4 separate regions of the Mus musculus genome follow, and regions 1, 2 and 4 are each linked to region 3. The links are chromatin loops, found by intact Hi-C in ENCODE. Cell type or tissue: left cerebral cortex. All regions are shown on one strand. Each heading gives the region's core, and the rest is flanking DNA. Links, peaks and the distances in the headings are about the cores only. Region 1 holds the start of Ldb2 (LIM domain binding 2). Region 2 overlaps D5Ertd615e (DNA segment, Chr 5, ERATO Doi 615, expressed). Region 3 overlaps D5Ertd615e (DNA segment, Chr 5, ERATO Doi 615, expressed). Region 4 overlaps Ldb2 (LIM domain binding 2).

What was found. Peaks named below come from ENCODE experiments on the same cell type or tissue, not always from the same donor. Only the 100,000 strongest peaks of a DNase experiment are listed, where the experiment ranks them.
Region 1: it touches region 3 in a loop (2.2-fold over the local background); 3 of 42 quality-filtered maps call a loop at or near these places.
Region 2: it touches region 3 in a loop (2.6-fold over the local background); 2 of 42 quality-filtered maps call a loop at or near these places.
Region 4: it touches region 3 in a loop (2.3-fold over the local background); 2 of 42 quality-filtered maps call a loop at or near these places.

The regions. Positions count from the first base shown.
Region 1 is chr5:44,796,413-44,802,195 of GRCm38, forward strand. Ldb2 (LIM domain binding 2) reads right to left here and starts at 3,334. Exons shown (of 8, transcript NM_010698.4): 1 at 2,950-3,334. The coding sequence starts at 3,081. In left cerebral cortex, for the core only: a CTCF peak has its summit at 1,085; DNase peaks (open chromatin) are centred at 1,711, 2,029, 2,338, 2,824 and 2 more places; H3K4me3 peaks cover 2,988 bases; H3K27ac peaks cover 1,557 bases.
Region 2 is chr5:45,194,045-45,200,014 of GRCm38, forward strand. The region is part of intron 4 of D5Ertd615e (DNA segment, Chr 5, ERATO Doi 615, expressed); the gene reads right to left. Among named protein-coding and RNA genes, the nearest start is that of Gm46912, 34 kb to the left of the region's middle. In left cerebral cortex, for the core only: no CTCF peak of the experiment used is centred there; a DNase peak (open chromatin) is centred at 2,311; H3K27ac peaks cover 1,080 bases.
Region 3 is chr5:45,276,404-45,282,373 of GRCm38, forward strand. All of the region lies in intron 4 of D5Ertd615e (DNA segment, Chr 5, ERATO Doi 615, expressed), which reads right to left. Among named protein-coding and RNA genes, the nearest start is that of Gm46912, 120 kb to the left of the region's middle. In left cerebral cortex, for the core only: a CTCF peak has its summit at 2,439 (motif pointing left); DNase peaks (open chromatin) are centred at 1,752 and 2,408; H3K4me3 peaks cover 736 bases; H3K27ac peaks cover 528 bases.
Region 4 is chr5:44,717,964-44,722,963 of GRCm38, forward strand. All of the region lies in intron 1 of Ldb2 (LIM domain binding 2), which reads right to left. Among named protein-coding and RNA genes, the nearest start is that of Ldb2, 79 kb to the right of the region's middle. In left cerebral cortex, for the core only: no CTCF peak of the experiment used is centred there; a DNase peak (open chromatin) is centred at 2,082.

The DNA.
Region 1 (5,783 bases), core at 1-5,000, 480 kb before region 3:
AAAGAAATGACCATGTGTGAATATCCTAGGGGTCAATCATACAAGGGCAGTGAGGGACGTCATAGCTCTGCACTAGTTTATTACCTTTTGTTTTTTAAAGAGAGAGGTCTTTAGAATTACTTCTAATTTCTTCTTAGCTGAGTAAGTGTTCCAAAGAGAATGCAAAGTTAAGACAGACAGACAGACAGACAGAGAGAGAGAGAGAGAGAGAGAGAGAGAGAGAGAATCAGGAGGTGATAAAATAATAGTATATGGTGCACAGAAGAGGGAGAAGAAAAAGACACTGTGAGAGAATGCTTATGATTGTAGGGATTGACTAAGTAGTAAAGGTGATGGCTCGACAATCTATTCAATGTTATATGTGAACAGATGTCAGTTTTGCAGTATATGGTGACTGTAACCAGCTTCTACTCAGGTTGCATTATTATTTTTTTAAAGGCACCACTTGTAAAGCTACCTGTAACTTTTTTGTGCAAAGTTATTGTTTCTCCTCTAAGTACACATTACTATCAAATTTAAATATTTAATGTGAATCTATACATACAGTAGGAGCAATTAATGATTACTGTCCTTTTTTCACATGTTATGAAAATATATTTCTTGTGTTGAGACAAAGGTGTCGATATAATTATGTATATAATTACTTTTGAAAGACTTAATAAGAGGGTACATGTGTGGAGGTTGTTCCAGAACACACTGAAAAATAGCTCACAGTACTTTGATGTCAGGACGAATTAAAAACTCAAAGATTTGTCAAAGCAAGCTTGCCTCTCCTGGTTCTTCAGCTATGGTCAGAGTGAAATCCTGCAGTCAGAGCTAGCCTGCAATCTTCTAAAAGTTAGAAGTTCTTGGGTTTAGCTCTCAAGAAAGATTAATGTGTCATTTTGGAAAAGCATACTCCTAATGGGTCACTTTCCAAACATCTCAAACACGAACCAGTGGGTAATCTATTCCATCTTAGGGATTTGTATGGAGACCAGGATGGATGGGAAGTCTCCCAGCTCAAAGCTAGCTGCCCAGGGTTGTGGAAGGGTTGAGAGGCACCCAGAACCCAAGAATAGCTACCCTGCTTCAACCAGCAGGAGGATGGGAAGACACCATCCACAAAACCTCAACAACTTTCTACCAAGCAAGCAGGATACAAGTTGTCTTTCAATCCTGTGTTCAAGAATTAATCTATTGCAGTCTATGGTCTCTATTATTATTATTATTATTATTATTATTATTATTATTATTATTATTGAGAAATAATTATACTTAGCAAAGAGATTTTTTAATTGTATAATTTTTAACATTTTATTGATTCCTTCTGACGGTTCCTTTTTCTGTTCAACATTTTATTACTATTACTGGGTGCCTCAACTCTAAAACCTTCCCAGTCTTCCCAGTTCTGAAAGCAGCCTCTGCCACTGATAGCTTAGACAGGGACTGAAGATTCATTCCAACACACTCTTACAAAGATTGTAATAGAAGATACAAGCTAGAACACACATATAAAGCAACACACACCACAGGCATATGCACACACACAAACACACACACACACACACACACAATCCTATTTACTGCCAAGAACTCAGCACTCTAAACACCAGAGTTTACACTCTACAGGAGCTTCTGGCTTCTAGAAAGAGGCGACGTGCCAGCAATTATATTTAACATCCATGGTGCATTAACATATAAAGAAAATAGCAGTGATAAAGAGAGCCAGGCTTTAAAACACACACACTAACACACAAAAACAAAAACAAAACCCCACAAGATCTTGTCCAGCAGTTAGCCAATCAGAAAACAGGTCACATCATCTTGTTAGCCCTATTCAATACATTAAACATCAGGAATTCTCTATGGCTCAGCAGACAATTCAAAGCAAGTGTGTTTTATTTTATCATGCAAACTTAATCAAATCCTTTCTCAGAGTTAAAAGCCAATCTTCAATCTAACTACCTACCAACGCTATTCCCCCAACACCCCTGTGGCATGACTCCTATGAGCATTTGTACTATGCAGCGAAAACTCAATTCCCAGAGACTTCTATTTCTTCAAGAGACTTAGACACACCTACAATAAACACTTCAACACCAAGTCCCACCTTACAGGCAGATGAGCACCCGGCAGCAGAGTGCTTTGCCACTCGGGCAGCCCAGAGAAAAATTAAATATTTAAATTGTGAAAGAGGAGTCTGGAGTTTTGCATTTAGAAAGTTCTGAAGAAGTCCCTGGACTGGCTCACTGCCTGAGAGGCTCAGCCTCCCTCTCTCTGGAGATCCCAAATGCACTCAACTGCTTCTGGCTTGAATGGGGAGCTAACTCCTGTCCCAAGGTAGAGCCTTGGGAGGCACAACCACCAGAGAGACAAGAGGACCCCACTTCCTCAGTCAACCTGTCTCTGAATTTAACACAGGCAAACGTGTGTGTCTTCCCTGAGCCCACCTCCAGGGAGTTCTGAAAAGTACACAAGGCTGCTCTCTTGTCCCTTTTACCTCAATTTTAGTCACTTTGAAAAAGTAAGTTCAGGTCAAACCAGACTTCCTCTGGAACTTGTAAATATATGAATATATGTATACATGATATTACACACACAACACAGACGCAAACATCCACAAAATCTCTTGCAGTCTATATCTCAACAAACACGACCATCTCTAAGCCTGTAAACATCAGAGTTCTGGGAAACCTGAATTTCTAGAGACTCGGCATGTGAACCAAGTGGCTTGTCTCTTTCCAGATACTAAGATTCCGGCAGAAACTGTCCCCAGCTCCAAGAGTTACTGTCGCTGGAAACCCAGCATTCAAACTCGAGGGTTCACCCAGCTGTGCTTATATCCACCTACGTGATAGTAGCTGGTGGGACACTTCCCACAGAATTCAGCTAAGAACCCCAGGAAAAGCCCATGCACAGTTTTTTTTTAAAAAATCCACAAACACACGCCAAGGTTGAAGAACTTACCTCTGTACGAGACTGCAGTCTCTTGTTCATCTCATAGATTCGGTACTCTGGCTGTACCATGTATGGTGTATGTCTCCTATAAAATGGGCCGAAAGGAGAAGAATAGAAGGGGTCATGTGGTGTGCTGGACATCTTGCCTGCTTGTCGAAAATCAAGCTTAATAGAGTATCAGGAACGTCCATGCAGAGCACATGGGCTGTGTTCTTCACAGTACAAAGTAGACGCACGCACACACGCTCACACACACACAGACACACACAGAGGCAGGCAGGCAGGCAGGCTGAGCACACTGGCTGGGAAGTGCTGTGGGAGCCCTCTATAGCGAGAGAGGAGAGGGAACGAGGAGGGAGAGGGAGGGAGGGAGCGCGGGAGGGGAGGGAGCACTGGAGCTCTGAGAGGGAGAGAGCGGAGGTTGGAGGTTGGGAGGGAGGAAGGGAGGGAAGAAGGAGGGAGGGAGAAGGGGGAGAGTGAGTTGAGAGAGAGAGAGAGAGAGAGAGAGAGAGAGAGAGAGAGAGAGAGAGAGAGAGAGAGAGAGCTGGATAGCTAGAGGCTCCAACTGCTTGTTTTTAAAGAAGCAGTTGGTGAAGGGGTCATTTCCTGTCCACACTGTAGACTAGTTCAAAAATATAATTCTCCTCCTAGTCTGACAAGAAGTCTAAGGCTGAGTTTTAGTCCCCCCCCCCCCCCCATTGCTAAGCTTGTTAGCAGAGAGGTGGGTTCACCCACTGCCTAAGCCTCTCGCCCCTGACAGCCACACTGTTGTAATGTATCAGAAATGGGATGACTCCCAAACACAACAACACTGGCACTCTGGTCCCTCTGATTTGGGGTTGGTGATTCACTCCCTCTGGAAGATTCCTCCGGGCTCTCATCTCCCAACAGAGTTTTGGCTGTACCTGCTGTACTTCGGATAGGAAGCTGAGCTGTATCTTAGCATTCCCCTCCCCCCTGACTTCCAAACTACTCCTATTCCCAGCCCCCTTCCTAACCTCCCAAAAGGGGGTTGTCCTGCTTTTGACGATGGTTTTAGGGGGCCTACATTTAGATTACCTGTACAGTCTCAGGTAAAAACAGTATCACCCAGACCTGAATGTGGAACCATCTAAAAATCCATCCAAGAGGCAATGGGCTTTTATTTCTAAGAGGTATTTCTAAGACAAGAAAAGGATCCAAAAAGCAGACTGCTCAGGAAGATATGAAACGCAAAGGAAAAAGCATCCCATAGAAATGTCCATGGAAAATTCAGTTGAGTAAGAAATTGCAGATAATTGAATTTATTGCCCCCCCAAGTAACAAGCCCAACTCTGATGGGGACAAGGTCTTTGCTTCCTTCCCAGAGTGGCCAAGTCTATAAATCTTAATTGTGGTGCATGACAACTAGAAGAAACCCCAAATAGCCCTGGGGAGGGGGGCAGAGTTGCCACAAAGAATTAGGGAATCTAGGAAAGATCCAATTGGCCCCACACTTACTCATATACAGGACACTTAAACAAAGCCAAGCCCCAGAAAATTCAGTGCAGGAGTTCACACCTAGCTAAGTCAGCGGCTTTAAGGGGGAAGGGGGAAGGGACCACAGAAAAACAAGATGGAATGTAAGACCTGGATGCAAATGCATGCAAATGAGACATTTCTTCTTTTTAATAAGCAGATTAATTAACTTTCTGCCCCAGTCATGGCTTGGGGTATTTTAGAGTCACTAGCCAACAGAGGAATAATAGGTGCTGTTAGATCTGTGGTTTACATTCAGGAGTAAAATTGTCCCCAAATTGCTGTCTTGATCACTCTTGTCTCCCACCTGCAAGAAACATCCACCCCAAACTTCCAGCGGTGCAGCCTAACACAGTCATGTCACTTGCCAGGATGGGATTAGAGGAGCTATTACTTCTAGGCTGCTGAGAACATGTGTCTGGGGACCCTAAGGCAGGCCAGCATGCTGGGTTTCAGGTTTCATTACAAATCTAAAAGCTGGGCCAAATTTGCTGCAAGGTTTGTCAAAACACACAACCTCCTAAAGACGAGATTTCAAACAAATTCCTTGTGATTTATGTTTCAGTATGGCGGCCATTGCAAAAGCCAACAATTCCTTGTGCACAAACTCCCCAAGTAAAGACATTTCTGAGCTCAATGCCTGCCTGAGTTTGTATTTACCTCTTCATGGCAGTGCTAGAGTCAAAGGAGTGCCCAGGCAGCTGTGTGCAGCCCAGGAATGGTCAAACCCCACAAAGGGAGAGCTGTGCTCCGATTTAGGCAAGCTTTACCCTGGGTTGTTCTTGCAAAGCACTCCAAGTTACTTCTGCAAATATTTGCTGTTTGTCCCTAAAACTTTCGCATGCAACTTTTCAAGGCTTGCTCCTCTTCCATGAAATTGCATCTTTGTACTTTCAAGAGGCTCCAAACTGGCTTTCTGCTCACAGATTTACAGTCATCTTATTGCTTGCAATTATCCTTTCTCCAATCAGAATGTTCAGCATAGAAAACAGAAACTGACCATATTCTATGCTTTTGCTTTTAGCAAAAAAACACATTACCCATAGAAAAATGTCTGAGTTCTCTACATTAATGCTACAAGGGCACTTGAGGCTTAAGAAGATCTTGGTTTCTTGATCATTCATTCATTCATTCATTCATTCATTCGTCATTCATCTATTTGCAATCTTTTATCTTTCCTTTGCAAGGAAATAATCTTTCCTTCATGTGTCACACATTAATGTTTTTGTCCCTTCTTTACCTATGAATACCCATTCATCATTCTACTCAGCTAAATTATTGTCTTTTGCATTAACCATTTAAGTTTTATTTACTGTTCCTATATGTTGGAAGGAGGTGCATATGGA
Region 2 (5,970 bases), core at 385-5,384, 83 kb before region 3:
CATATTTCCTAATTTACCTCAAAGGAAGACATTATTACATTTACACAATAAAATAAAAGCTAAAGCAAAGAAAACCACTGCATTCCTAGCCTTCAAACATACAACACCTTATTTCTCCATTTGCTTGTGGTTCTTCTTATAAAAATCACTGTCCTTAAGCAAGTACAGTTTTGTTTTTCTTAGTCCAACAACAGAGGAATGGATAAAGTGTGCATAATGGACTTTAATTCAGACATAAAAAACAACGAAGCCATGCTGTCTGCCAGAGGAGGAGTACAACTGGTGTTGATTATATTAAGTGAATTAAGCCAGTCTCAAATGACAACTATGTTTTCTCTCATCTGTATTCCTAGATTTTCTAAGCACAGAGGGCATGTACATATGACAAGAGAGTATAACTAAAACTGTCCAGGGAGTAAGGAGACCAGCGGGAATGAGGGAGGGCAAGGAGGGGGAAGGCTGCTGACTATGTTCCCTGTAAACTTACACAAATGCTTAAATAAAAACAGGGGAAAATCATCTCACCATCGTTCAAATCTCCACACTAGAGTTTAAAACAAAAATTCTATGTCCATTTTCAACAGTAAAACCAAAACAAAGACAGGCAACATATGTATTTTCCTAAAGGAGCTTAGCATAGCAGGGCCAGATGACACAAGCCCATAATGCCAGCTACACAGGCGGGGGGGGGGGGGGTACAGAGGATGTCAGGTCAGAGATGACCAGGACTGCCCAGTTTACAGAGTGAATTCAAGGTCAGCCTGGAAAACTCATTAAGACCTTGTCTCAAAATAAACGGTAAAGGGGGGGGGGGGGTTGTGGATGGAGATTAGTGGTGAAAAAGTTATTTCATATGATGAAGGGCCCTAGGTTCTATCCTCGGCACCACTTACAGTGCACATGTACACACACACACACACACACACACACACACACACACACACACACGTGAATTTAATAGCCCATTGAATCTGTTTCTTGTTCTCCCAAAACCATCCCGGAAAATGCCAGCAAGTTGCTTGAGAATTGAACTCTGAATAGTTTAAGAATGAAAAGCTGAGGTCAACAAAAAGAGATGGGGAGGGGGGAATGACTGACATTAAGGCTTTTAACTCTAGGATGACAGACAATATGTGAAATGATTGGGCTGTCACCAAAGGTGGGACTTAAAAATACTCATTAAAACAAACATACTAAGCATTATGAGATGCATAAATTTCACATTGGTTGACTAAGCTACCAAGGTGTTTATCTCCCCTCCAGTCTCTCTCTCTCTCTCTCTCTCTCTCTCTCTCTGTGTGTGTGTGTGTGTCTCTCTCCCCCTATGTCTCTGTCTCTCTGTCTCTATATGTGTATATGTATGTGTGATTTTGTTCAAATTAGTTAGAAACTTGGACAATGTTTTCAAAATTCTCATCTTGAAGAAATGGTTCACTGCTCCAAATATCATGTATTCAATTTGCTCTCCTAGTTCATAGCATTGATAATGCTAAGACTGTATGGTTACAGACAATAAAATAGCCCAACTCTACGTGAAGCTTTTGTATTAAAAAATTATACATCTCTCTATATGATATTTCAAAGCAAGTTTTGTTTTACTGTAATAAATGGATTGTTTCGATGAAGGCAAAGCCATGATGTTCAATTGGAAAGATAGCATGTGTGAAAGTACCTGTCAGTAACAACCATTTATAAAACATTTAAAGGTTTGTAGCTGCTTTGTGAATAACTATTTGTGGGATGGTAAGGGGTGGGCGAGGGGGCATCAGCAGCCTGTCAACTGCGGAACAATTTACAGACAAATATCACTGTAACCTATTCACATTACAAATCAGAGTCGATATTTCACATTGTCAGAGCTGTACCATAAAAGGTGATATTTATATAAATACATACACACTGAGAGATATGATATATATGGACACTATGAGAAGCCTAGTAATTCATTTCAGCTGTGGCTACAAAGGGCTAAAAGGCTTCATGGAGATGACTCAGGAGGGTCACAAGGTACAGATACTTGGATCTTGAAAAATTATGTAATATACTTACCTGAAACACGGCCATTATTTTTACAAGTCAAATATCAGGAGAGTCCCCATATACCTTTTAATTTCAAGGCTATGTTCTTCTTAGTCTTTTTATAGGGGTTGAATCAGGTTGGAAGGAAAATTCCAACCAAATGAAAACCAGTTCTTGCCAATAGCCAGGCTCAACCTCAGATCCACATCCAGCAAAATTATACAACTTAAAATGCAGTCAGGGTAGTGCTTCAAAAAGTGATAATGAGATTCCTCCAAGCTGGACCCGTTTCCCAGTTCTTAAGGACAGCTGCTTTGCCAGGTGGTGTGATGTTGGATCACACAGGGGTCCATGAAAACTGTGCACATAAGAACAGACGTCATAAAGCACCAGGCTGGGTGCTGCAAGAGTGGGGGTCAGTCCTCTTTCCTCATTAGAGGCTGGGTGACCTTGAGTGAGTAAATTAACCTCACCGAGCAATCCTGAATATGCTTGATACTGGGGAAATTATGTCACATTTATTTTGATGTAAGATGCATGAAAAAATATAAGCTAATGTTAGTATTTTTAACTGACACTATCCTGAGAAAATTCCTAAAAATTCTGGGAACATTGACAGTGGATTTTTAGCCCGTGCTAGGCAATCTGAAACATATGCTAGAAAAATATTTTGAAAGTTTAAAAAGATCATATCAATTATATTCATGACAAATTTAATGGATCTTGGTTTGGAAAAGAAAAAAAAAACAGTTTCTGAACATTTACCATGAACTTAATCCTGTGCTCCAGGCTTCAACTGCCTTTTAACTCAATATAACTAAGGGAGTATCCAGCCCCCTTTTTTCAGAAGGGAAAAGACACCAGCCTGGGGATGAGGAAGTGCAGGTCCTGGGTCTTCTTACATACTTTATTCTGCTATGGAAGATGCAACTGTCCTACCAATGAGATCTGAATGTAGAAACTAACATACTTCTCTGGCATGAGAGATATAAGGTGAATAAGCACAGAAGCCTGGAGGCTCACAGGAACATGAACACAATCCAAGTGACCATTGCTGACCATTTGGAGTCATTACTTAAAGTAGGGAATGATGAAGAAGAATACAAATAAGCATTAGCAGTTTTTCTTTAAAAATATATCAATATTCATTTATTCCATAGAGCTAATCATTAAGAACTGCTTCAGAAAAGCAGTACATTTCTCAAAGTATTGGGACAGTTTTCCTGAATCATAACACAGGTGGGTACTGGTTCAATCAAATAAAATACTTCCCAGAGCAGCTTGACTTCTGAAATAAGACATAGGCTCTAGACTTGACATTGTATCCGCTGCCCCCTTATTATTTTATTCATTTCTTTCTGCCATGGTATGAATAATTTTTCCCATTTGTCAGGTATGTGCTGCAGTAATAGAATAGAGAAGGGACAGAAGGAACTGAGGGGGTTTGCAGTCCCACTGTGAGAGCAACAGTGTCAACTGACCAGACCCCCCCAGAGCTCCAGGGGACTGGACCACCAACCAAAGAATACACACAGAGGGACCCATGGCTCTGGCCGCATATGTGGCAGAGGATGGCCTTGTTGAAGATCAGTGAGAGGAACAGGCCTTGGGCCTGAGGGGGTTCGATGCCCCAGTGTAGGGGGATGTTAGGGCTGGAAAGTAGGAGTGAGTGGATGGATGAAAGAGCACCCTCATAGAGGCAGGGGGAGTGGGAGTGGGATAGGAGGTTCTGGAGGGGAGACCTGGAAAGGAGAAAACATGTGAAATGTAAATAAAGAAAATAGCTAATAAAAGGAAAAACAGATTTTTTTAAAAAGTGAATTGTCTTATACCATATTTCTGTAAATTACCAGAAACTCTCCTTTGGAATCAGTTACTAAACCATGCTGTTAATTGCTTTCCTGCAGTTCAGATTTTGTCCAGTGTTGTCAAGCAGAGGCAGTGGTACCCCTTCCCTAAGACATAATAAAACTAGAACTGAAAATTTTATTCCCCACAACATGTGACATAAGAAAGAAAGGGCCCGTTATTGTTAATGATTGCTAATAAGTGCAAGGAACTTTCATATCTTTCTCTTACTTTTTTTCTAGAATAAAATTCACAACTTATTTTTAAGGTATATTATAGCCTCTCGATCCATAACTTGGAACAAGGAAGTTGCATTCTGTTATAAAAACCTGGCATTTATTTAAATAAGCATCTTACATTATTCATAATCCAAACCTGAGAAAGTATTATTTTAGATGAAAATTCCTTAAAGATTTGCACACACACCCCTAGAAATCAAGGCAAAGAAAAGTTTATACCTCTGCTAGAAATTTCATATCACATAACCAGACATGTTCACACACATATGCATGATTTTCACAAGATATCCTAGAAACATGCTATACACACTAATACTTTCTATTTTGTTTTGTTCTTTTCATTTCATTTTTAAACTTCCTTTTTCCAACTCAAGAAATTTGTTCCATGGCTCACCAAGAGCCAAGATCTACAATTTGAAAAACACTGATAAAGCAAGCACAAGTCTCACAGATATCTGTTTCCTCCAAATTGATCTTTAGAGAATGGCTGGTTCATACGGGGGTTATCAATCTATAGCACAGTGCAGAATCTATGTGCTCTGGGTTTTGTGAAATGTACTTACTTATCTTGTAATATATATATATATATATATATATATATATATATATATATATATCTTTAATTTTGGGCACTCTTTCTTTAGACATTATAAAAATCAAAACTTGGAATTCCACATGCATGGTTATATGCAGCATATATAGAAGTGAGCTTGAATGTTGTTGATTCTGACAAATCTTACTATGATGTTGCACCATGGTTTTCTAGAAAATGTCTCTTATAGTGGAGAGTTATTCTCTAATCATAATTACCCTATTGATATATGGCTTTTAATGATATATGGCAATTTTTAAATGACAGATTTTTCAGTCAATAATTTTTGCCTTCCAATACCTGGCTTTTTCCTAATCAAGCTTCATCAACTTTTGCAGATTTTTCAGAGACACCAGTGATTTGACAAAAGTTCAAGTTCTCTCTCTCTCTCTCTCTCCAGTTCCCTGCCACTTTATGAGTGTGTGTGTGTGTGTGTGTGTGTGTGTGTGTGTGTGTCCCACCTGTAGCTGATACCCACAGAGGCTGAAGAAGCTATCATATCCCCTGGAGCTAGAGTTAAGGGCAGTTATGAGCCATCCAGTGTGGCTGCTATGAACTGAACTGCTATCCTCTGAAAGAGCAGCAAATGCTCTTAACAGATGAACCTTCTCCAGCTCTATAACTGACTCTTAGTAAGCACATACTCCCAGTAGAAACATACAACATCAAGGCAACTGGATCTACAGAAGAAATGGAAAATGGGAGACAACCCAAAGATAGGTTCAAAAATGTGTTAGAATATCTCCACTAATGCATCATTGAAGTTATAGACACTGTGGGGGAGTGTCTGAAAGTATCATAGCTTGGGGTCTCTAGAGAGAAGAACCCAAGAAAAACTCCAGCTCTCTATGACTCAAAAAGGAGCAAAAGCAGCTGGAGTTTGGGGGCCACCCCCATCCCTCTCTCTAGATACATATGGGTAAAGAATCTCTTCATAGAAAGTACGTCATCCCAGACTTCAGGCTGCTCCCTCCAGTTCCTCAGCATCCCTTAGGTCCCAGATCTCATTATCCCTAGTTGGATTTTAAGTTCAGACTTAAAAACCTGGAATAGCGGGGAATATTAGTTTATTACATATGAGGGCAATGATGGTTCAAGTCTCCAGTTTAGACACCCAAAAGCTCATGGAATTAACTCATAAGAATGTCAGGAATGAAGGTAATATAGCCTTCTGCAGAAGTTGCACAACAGTCTTAAAAAGAAGAAAGTAGCTGATAAGATCTGAGAACATGAACAAGGCTGATATACAACAATGAAAACACAACAAAGAAA
Region 3 (5,970 bases), core at 530-5,529:
TAGAAGAAATGCTTTCAGGTTTTCCCTACTTAGTACAATACTGGCTGTGTGTCTTTCATATGTAGCCTGTTTATATCGAGGTAGGTTCTATCCCCAGCTTCTTCACAGCTTTTATCATGGAAAGATGTTGAACTTTCTTGAATGCCTTTACCCTATGGATTGAGATTGTCATGTGGCTGCTATCCTTTTGTACTTACGGGTTGGATTGCAGTTATCAATTTGTATATGTTCAACCAACCTTGGACTGAAACCAACTTGGTCACAGTGTAGGATGTTCTTAATGTGTTCTTGAATTCAATTTGCAAGTATTTTATTGAGATTTTAAAAATATTTACCAGGGAAAATAATCTACAGTTTTCATTTTTTCTCTCTCTCTCTCTCTCTCTCTCTCTCTTTCTTTCTTCCTTTCTTTCTTTCTTTCTTTCTTTCTTTCTTTCTTTCTTTCTTTCTTTTTCTTTCCTCTTTCTTTCTTTCTTGTTTTGTTACCAAGTAATGTTGGCTCTGCAAAATGAGCTTGGTAGTGTTGAATGGTAGTATTTTAGTAGACAGATGAGTCCTAGAGGGACTAGGGTAGCAAAATCAAGCAGAAATAAAGTGTGAGATACAAATATAAGCCATTTGTAAAAAAAAATATTCTATCATGATTATTTGTATAATAATTGCCTAGTAGCCATATTTTCAAAAAGTAGCATAAGATTAACTTTTAAAAGGCACTTTATTCAAGCACATATTTGCAACCAATTACAACATAAACTTAGGATCTGTGTAAAAATTGCTGGAGATGTCCCATAGTGTTTTCGGGGCAGTCTGTTCTCAGTGCACCAGTAGCTATATTTTGAATGTTCTGTCGTTATACATGCTACCATCATGGACTGCAAAGTTCAAGGAATAGTACCTATCATAGTGTCACTAAGTCTGGATCACCTTACACTTCAACATTGCTACAACCTACCCATCACACCCTTAGGGAAATACCAGCATTATTCCATTTCACAGAAGATAGCAATATAAAAAAAGAGGTTAACCCCTTGAAAGTCCTGAGTGCACCCAGACGTAGTACGTTTCTGTAACTGTGCTGGACACATACCAGAGGGGATCGTGCACATAAACAGTATGGGTGTGAATGTACAGTTTAGGAAGAAACTGAAAAGACGCTGAAGTCTCCAGAGTCCCCAACAGTTTACCAGGGACTGGACTTGGAGGTTTGGAGGGGGCAAACAAGGAAAGCCCCCAAACAATGGCACAAACACTTTCCTTTTCTGTAAGCTGCTCCCCAACAGCAAACTGCAAAGGGGTACTGCAGATGACCCCTGAAGGGCACCTGGGGCATAGATATTTCACTTCTGTTGCAGAAGACCTCCATCTGAAGCAGCCCCTAGATAGGGTCTCTTTGACCAGCCTGGCAAAGTGGATTTCCCTCGTTTTGCAGACTCTTTATTGTCATTCTCTAAAAGTATTAGGAGAAGAGAGATGGGTGTAACAAAATTAACAGTAATTCAAGACCTGAAAGGGGACAGTGGGAGTTCCAAATCTGTCTCTATTAAGATCCTTCTGACGATGACTCCTCCTCCTTTTCCTCCTCCTCCTCCTCCTCCACTTAAGCTTCTCCCAGTTTAGCAGCCAGGAAGGCTAGTGAAAAAGACTGTTTACACAGCACTGCAGAAAGCTATTCTCATGCTCTGAGCAGGGTACTGCTCTTCTGGACAGGGTTACATTATGCGGAGCTTGTCAGCTCCAAGTGCAAAGACGCTTGGCCCTCTTTTGTTTATTTCTTGCTAGGTGATCCCTCACTGGATTCCACTGGGACTTTTGCGTCTTTCTCCGCTACATTTTCCTCATCAGCAGAGCTCATCAGGAAAACCCCCTACTCAGCGGGCTTCCGTGGGAATTCAATGCTCTCTGCCTTTGATGATTCCGAATTCTATGGGACAAACTACACTACCTCGGAGTCAGGTTTTATGCCACCCAGTTTAACCTTGCAGAACCGGTTTTTCAAGTCAAGGCACACCGAGTAATCAAAAGGCAGGACCAGCTGCATCTCCGATATTTGTCTAATTCTTTTCTGTTTTTCCTTTCCTTTCCTTTCCTTTCCTTTCCTTTCCTTTCCTTTCCTTTCCTTTCCTTTCCTTTCCTTTCCTTTTATTTTCTTTCTGTTCCCTTCTCTTCTCTTCTCTTCTCTTCTCTTCTCTTCTCTTCTCTTCTCTTCTCTTCTCTTTGGGGATGGGCATGGCTACCTTGCCACAGCCTAGGCTCTATACAGTCCTCTGCCACGTGCTTAAGAGCTGTTCAACACTAATGATGCGATCAAGTTTTCTGCCAAATTCTAGAACCAAAGGGAGAGACAAGAAAGAAAATTTCATCAACCGCCCCCAGAATCCATTCCCTGAGGCATTCTGCTGTCCTTATCAGCCAGTCTCGAGTCGCTAGCGACCCCAAGTGGCCAATTTAAAATAACAGTCCCATCATCGACCTCTTCGTTGCTACCACACACCCCTTCATTTTACAGAAAAGAAACACACTTCGAGGTTTTTATACTCCCAAATCTGGATAGAATTTTAAAACTGCAAAGATTGAAGAGTCGCTAATGCCACCTGGACTAGCCACCTCATTTTACCTTATTTTATTTTTGTAATTTGATCAAATTCAAGACTAAGACCTCACACCAGGTAGGTAAAGCTCACACCAGGAAGTTAAACACTAAGCAATGTCCCCAGACCTATCTTATGTCATAGGAAGCAGAGATTCAGACAGGTAAAAGTGTGTTCCATAGGTCACAGAGCACATTAGAGTCAATTTTAGGAATAGAAGAAATGGCTCCCAGAGACTTCATGCTTCTAGATCTTGGTTTCCTAACCAAGAGAAGAAGTCTTTTGTTTCTCCAAACCCCAAAAGAAGAGCTGTTAGGAGACAGCATGCTTTAACAGAGTCAAATTTCAGCCACATACACTCCTAATACACGCACATCCTCTCTTTTCCCTTCTACACTCACAACTGACCAGGAAACATGAAATTGAGTCCTGGCCAAAGAGTCAGGAGGACACTATATTTGGTAAACACAGACAAGAGTCTTATTCTTAGGGGCTGGCCTTTGAGTTAAGGGACAATTTAGATTAGATTTCTACCCTCATAACAGCACAGAGCAGACATTATTGTTCCTATTTTGCAAATAGGAAAACTAGAGCTCATGGGCATGAAGTTGCTTGTCTATAGTCAGGCAATGACTAAATTGTAAAACTTATTTGCATAGTTTTATTTATTAATGTCTCAATTTACCAGCCATCAAATGGCATAATAAAGTCAGTATCTAGAGTAAGAAGATATTAGTGTTCCAAGGGGTCCTTTGTAGAGACTGTCTTCAAACAAAATAAATACACAAGATAAAAATGACTGGTGTCACTTTCAGCAGGAAGACAGGACATAAAGTGAGGGATGGGTTTGCCATCCCACAGTCACACCTCTGACCCATAATTGTTCCTGTCTGAAAGAATTACAGGGATGGACATGGAGAGGAGCCTGAGGAAAAGAAGGTCCAGCGACAGGCCCAAAGTGGGATCCAGCTCAAGGGGAAGTCCCAAAGCCTGACACTATTACTGAGGCTATGGAGCGCTCACAAAAAGGAACCCATTATGACTGCCCTCTGAAAGACCCAACAAGCAGCTGAAAGAGTCAGATGTAGATATTTGCACCCAACCAATGAACAGAAGCAGCTGACCCCATTATTGAATTAGGGAAGGCTGAAAGAAGTTGAGGAGAAGGGTGATCCTGTAGGAGGACCAGCAGTCTCAATTAATTTGGTCCCCCAAGATCTCTCAAACACTGGACCACCAAACAGGCAGCATACAACAGCTGATATGAGGCCCCCAACACACATACAGTAGAGGCCTTCCAGGTCTGTATTCATTCAGAGATGATGCACTTAACCCTCAAGAATCTGGAGGCCCCTTGCCGGGCAGTGGTGGCACATGCCTTTAATCCCAGCACTTGGGAGGCAGAGGCAGGCGGATTTCTGAGTTCGAGGCCAGCCTGGTCTCCAGAGTGAGTTCCAGGACAGCCAGGGCTACACAGAGAAACCCTGTCTCGAAACCCCCTCCCAAAAAAATAATAATAATCTGGAGGTCCCAGGGAGTTTAAAGGTAAGGTGGGGTGGGGGTGGGAGCATACACATGGAGACAGGGTGTGGGGAGGAGGTGTGGGATGTGGAACAGTTGGAGGGTGAATGAGAGAGGGATAAAATATGGAGTGTACCCAAGGAGCTAAAGGGATCTTCAACCCTATAGGTGGAACAACATTATGAACTAACCAGTACCCCTGAGCTCTTGACTCTAGCTGCATATGTATCAAAAGATGGCCTAGTCGGCCATCACTGGAAAGAGAGGCCCATTGGACACGCAGACTTTGTGTGCCCCGGTACAGGGGGACGCCAGGGCCAAAGGGGGGGAGTGGGTGGGTAGGGGAGTGGGGGTGGGTGGGTAAGGGGGACTTTTGGTATAGCATTGGAAATGTAAATGAGCTAAATACCTAATAAAAAATGGAAAAAAATAAATAAATAAATAAAAACAAAAAACAAAACAAAAAAAAATATGGAGTGTAAAAAATAAATTAATTTAAAAAATGACTGGTGTCTTCCTGCATACATAGGATCAACACCCTACATCTACACATGCAAGTTGGTATGGATCACAATCTCAGGGAGGATGACTGGATCTGAAATGAACATGAATGAACTCTTTTTTATTGTGACTATTGCCTGAGCAACACAGTGCAGAAACCGACTACACTGTAGTTACACAGTAAGAGTAACAAGTGACTTAGAGGTGAGTTTAAATATATGGGAAGATGTGGGTGGTGACAAACATTGCACAATCTACAGATATGAATATCCACAGGGATCCTATCACTAACACCCTATGAATATACAAGGTGGATATACTGGGACAACAGAAGATGAACACCCATGCATCTAAATCGGGATTCCCTCAGTGTTTGCAGCATTAGGTCCTATTTCTATCTGTTTCTCTCTGTAACATGAGTTCTGGGGTTTGTTTCATTTAGGTTTGGTAGTCAGCATTGCCAAATTGCTATTGTTCAAACCATAGTCTGGTTCTTTTATTTTAAAAATATTTATGCATGTGTACTGAGGAGGGGGAGGTGAGTGCAGTGCCAAGGAAGGCTTCAGATCCCCTGAGATGGAATTACAGACCACCTGGCATGGGAACTGGGAATCCAACTCTGGCCTTCTACAAGCACAGTTTGTGCTGTTACCTACTGACCTGTATCTCTCAGGTACCTCAAAATGTGCTTCTTAGCTCAGGACCCTCTTCAGGAGAGAAGCAGAAATGAATCATTCAAACTTTGTCCCCAAACCACTTAAGGAGAGCCCTGGGGTCTCTATAAATTTTAAACATGGCACTCTAGACTAAAGTTAATTGTGTCTGTTGCCATTTTTTTTTTGCCACAACTAGAAGAGCTTCCAATTAGATGCAGTTGATTCTTAGCTCAAATAACACCATAGCTTCCAAAAGTCTCAAGAGAAGGAAGAAAAATTTGAAAATCCCTATACCAGCCCTAGGTATACATCCAAAGGACTTTGAACACACCACAGAGATCTCTGGGCCTCCACATTTACTGCAGCGCTATTCACAGCAGCCAAGTTATGGAAGCATCCTGGGTATCCATCAACAGATGAGTGGATAGAGAAATACAATATTCCTTATTCAGTCATTTAAAAAATGAAATTTTGTTACCTGCTGGAAAGGGGATACAACTGGAGACCACCATATTGAGCAAAATAAGCCAAACTCAGAATGACAAATATTATGTTGTTTCTCATTTATGGATCATAGAATGCATGTAGAGGCAAACAAACACGCACACACACTCACACTCATACACATACACATACTCACACACATACACACAGACAAGCATGCACACACCGAGGCAGACAAACATATACACATACACTCACAT
Region 4 (5,000 bases), core at 1-5,000, 560 kb before region 3:
TTCTCTCTTAACATAGAGAAGACTGCATTATCTCTGCCATGGAAGTCGCTAACATTTTATCACAGGATTGCTTGGTTTGTTCCCCTAAATCCCATCAAAGCTTCTCCCTTCTCAGGGTTCTCCTCTCTTCTTTGATATAGTGTTTAATCACTTTGGAGGTGGTGATGTCTCGTGTGTGTACCTGTGTATGGAGGCTGGAAGTACTCGTGTGTGTACCTGTGTATGGAGGCTGGAAGTGCATCTTGTGTGGTTTTCAGGAGTTAGCTGACCAGCTTCATTTTTGTTTTTAAATGTAATCTATTACTAGGACTGGGTACTCACTGATTTAAGTAGGCTTACTGGCTAGGAAGCTCAACAGATCCTATTGCTTCTACCTCCCTAGTACTGAGCCTACAAGCATATGCTGCCAGATCTAACCTTTGTATTGGTGCTGGGGTTCGAAATCAGAGCCTCACGCTTGTATAGCAGGCACCAACTGAGCTATCTCTCCAGTTCAAGCATTGAATCCCTTGCAGACCTAATTCACTAACCTTCACAGGGAAGGCAAGAGTTTACATTCGACTTTGGAATCAATGAGTGTGATAGATAATTAGATAAAAGTAAGTACAAATGCTGGATAAATAGATTGCCATTTCAATTAAAGAAGGAACAAATGTTCTGAAGACTAGCTCAGGAAAATAAGTTTATACAAGCTAGGCTTGGAAGAGTAATTAAAGAGAACAAGAGGATAAAAATAGTATATCCCATTATTATGAAAATGTTGTACTATAATTGTATTTACCAGAAGCTTTCTTTCAAATATTGTGCCAACATTTCTTCATTAATCTTAATAATTTTGCAAGAAAGCAAAGGAGTAAAAAAAAAAAAAAAAAAAGAAAGAAAGAAAGAAAGAAAGAAAGAAAGAAAAAGAAGAAAAAGAGTGTTTAAATATCATCCATGGCTCTTCTTAAGGAAAAAAATTCTGCCTCCAGGGTTCAAGGTGCACTCCAATGGTAGTAATTAAGGTGTAGGGCTACTGTAAGGATTCAATCAGTTAGAGTTAGAAACAACTTTAGATGAGAGACCAGTGCACAGAGAACACTCAGTAAATATAGAATGATCCAACTCTCAGGATGCTGATGGTTTCCATCAAGATAAATAGTGGTAAGAGGAAGCTTCCTTCCGACTTACTCTAGCATCCAAATTCAAAAGGAAGTGGGGCCTCGCAAGTGTGAAGTACCTGCACAGAGGTACTCTACCTACAAAAGACTTCTCCGAACCCATCATGCACAGACTACTCTATATTTATCCAGAACCTTTCCAAAGGACAATTGTGTGTGCTGTTGTCTATAAGCTCTCCAACATTCTAGAGAAGCTTAGAACTTAAAGTAGCAGAGCCATTGAGATGGTATAGGCACTTATTGCCAAGCCTGATGACTTGAGTTTAATACCTGGATCCCACACGGCAGGAGACAACAGACTCCACAATTTGTATTCTGAACCTGACAAATATCCTGTAAAGGACACACACACACACACACACACACACACACACGCTAAATACATACATACTTGCACACATGTGAAAACATGAGGTTTTCAAGTTGAGTAATTGAGAGAGTGGAAAGCAGAGAGAATAATGATATACCTTGTTACCAACAACTTAGAGACCAAGAAAAATTCAATTTCTTTCTATTCACAATGGATTTCTGGATTCATTTTTGGGGGATGAAACTTGGGCTATTCTATTCTACTGAATACTCACATGAATTCTATCTTCCCAATAACACTTTGATTTTCCTTTGGAAATATTACCTGCTCTATAGACCATGCCAGGTGGGTGGGAGAGTCCATGAAGCCACTGTGGAAGATGGAAACCTATAGGCTATTCTTCTTGCTCTTTTATTGTTCTACATTGTCCATATTGTTATGTCTTGTGACCTACATTGGTTCTCAACCTAGACACCAAGACTCAGATAGTAGAAATCTTTCTCTATTCACTTTGAATCTTAACCAGCAAGAATCAACTTCGAAGGAAGAAATGGTTTCCCTGCCAGGTTTGCATTCAAATAAGACAGGGGAGTCACTTCTGCAGCTCCTACCTTCCCTCCCACTTCCCTCCAGCCTGAGTCATCAGCCTCCCTGCCTTCTCTCCTTGCAGCCCCTGGAGTCCTCCAACAGCACAGTGCCTTGCTTGCATTGCATTCTTCTCAGCTGTGCAGAAGCCCAATCTGAGGCAGTGCTGCTGCCATTACTTCCTTAGTGTTCTCTATAAGCAATGCTAAACACAAAACAAAAGCAGTAAAAAAAAATTTTAAAGATATGATGGAGTGCTACTACCCAGAGTCCAGGTGGTATGACCAACATCAGATGGAAAGATGGGCACTCTCCAGGTCCTGACCAGTGAGCACAATTGCCACCCATTGCACAGACTGGCAGACTCTAATGCTAGGATAAAAATCCAAGGATTTATCTAAAAGCAAAATCAAATTAATTTGAAGAAGTGGCAGTCAATTAGTGGAAGATAATTTGGAGCCATATCACCTATATATTTAAATATGCTATTCAGCCTCCATTCATACCAACCCTGACAATATTCACAGAGCAGGAGAGCATGAACTTTAATAAGCACTTGCAGTTTTGCAGAACGCAACAGTATTTTTCCTGTAGTCATTAGGTTTATTATCACAATGGCTGCGTGAAATCCTCCTGAGTTTAGAAGAGGATATTCTAGCTAAGAGATGTACTACGGTGCTGCTTAGTCCTTCACTTGAGAATGCAATCGTTCTTCAGCACTGCCTCTGTGACAAGTGACATTCACATGGGATGGAGAAATGAGGAGAGGGGCAGGACACAGAGATTTGTTGACTTCTTACTCTGCCTCAGACAATTCCAGAAACGTCAATGGAGCCCTATGAGGTTTTACTGAAGCCATATAGAATACATTCAAAGCATTTCTAAGGTTATCTGGCCTTTAAAGCAACCCAATGATTTTTCCAATGGACTAGCCATTTTTTTCAATGATATGTTTTGTAAGATTCTCTTATGACTGCGCTTTATACAATAGGAAGTCTCTGCCTTTCCCCATTGTTGTCTTCTTGCCTGTGTAACTCATTCTTGAAGAATTAAACCAGGATCCCCAGAGTGGGAATGAACCCATTTCAGAAGCCTTAAACATCGCATCCCAGTTACCTAGCTCCTAGGCCTTTAACTTTCCACTTATATCATGACAATACTGTGATTATCGATTGGCATTATTATTTGATACATGATTATTGTCACACCTGGGTAAAAAATCTTAGAAGAACCATGAGCAGGTAGCAGTTGTTGTGTATTATCTACCTTGAGTAAAAATTAAAGAATAAAGTAAATTTCTAATAAAAGCGATTTCTAATTGCTAATGCTATTAAAATCTTATCACTTCCAATGGTTGTGCAAATGTCTATACCATGTATCTATAACAATAATATTAATACATTTTACGTGTTAACATATTGCACACACACATATACTTCAATTATAAGCTCATTTTTCCCCCAAGGTCAAAGATGCCTTTACCACTGGTCACCTTTCTTCAGTCATAGCATGATAGCTCTCACTCACTACGAGGTTCCACTTTTGACTTTCAGAGCACAACAGCACAACCAAACATGGGTTTCATTTGGATAAAATATGGAGCCAGAGAAAAGGGTCAGACATTACAAGCACTTACTGCTCTTCAACAGGACAACAGCTTGGCTCCCAATGCCCCTGTTAGGTGAAACCAATCACCTATAACTTCATCTTGATGGGTCTGATGCCTTGATCACACACACACACACACACACACACACACACACATATATGCATTCTCACCCTCACATCCACTAAAGAGAAAACAAATCTTTAAATATATATCAAATATATGTAGACTTGGTGGAATTTTCTTATTCATATGGAGTCTCAACATTCTTTTTCTACCTCGAACTTTTCATTGTTCACACCATTATTGTTACACACTATGCCTAGTATATTTTTTTAAAAGGCCAAAGTACTTCAGTTGTATAAAATCTATACCTTGTAATTGTGTCAATTCTTGTACCCAGAGCCTATATGAGTTTTATTGTTTTCAGTGAGTATTGCCAACAAGACTGTGTGTTCCACTTAAGGAGAAACAAGCATATTTGTCTAGTGATTTCCCATTTTGGGGCATGTAACAATCTCTCAGTAAATATTGGTCCAGATGAAAAGCTTAAAACAATTGTTTATAGTGAGGGAGGGTTGGCATGCTCGCTGCTCCGATCTAAATCTTAAACTTGACTGCGTTCAATCTCACTATCTCATTTCCTTCTTGGTTCTCTTCCCTACCCTCTCCTAATAGAGAGGTGTAATCCTTGTTGTCCCCTGTCTTTTATATGATTTAAAGCCACAAAAAATGATTAATGTGCTTCTCAACCTCCTGCCTGTATCACTAATCACGGTGTTAAAGGAGAGTGGACTTGCTACTGAATGCCATTCCAGCAAATGTCACGTCTCTCTGTCCTTGTTTGCAATTCTTTATGTCTTTTAGGACCCATGGCAACATTCCAATTCAAGTTACCTTTTTGCAAGGCAGATTGGAGGAGACCAGAAAATGAAAGATGAAGCTCTGCTCCCAGTCCTAGTCCTTGAAGTTATAATTTACGACAGAAAACATATATACATATGAATTGCACCCCCGAGCTCCGACTGTACACAAAATCCCCCTCTAAGTCCTCTTCTTATGCCTGCACTGATACTGGCTGTTTAAAACCCTAGAAGTACCCACACTAGCTGGTAATGGTTATTATCATCCCCTTTACCTTGTAGTCAAGGAACCACAAAGAGATTAAGCAACTAGCCTAAGGATTCAGCTGAAGTGGTTTGCATCTGGAGTTTCTACTTTCCCTCTGGGTATCTTCTTACATGAGCTATGTGTAGCAATTAAGGCATTCTGACTATCTGCCCTTGCGTGTTAAAACCACCTCCAAATACATCACCATAAACGACAGGCTTGCTCTGTG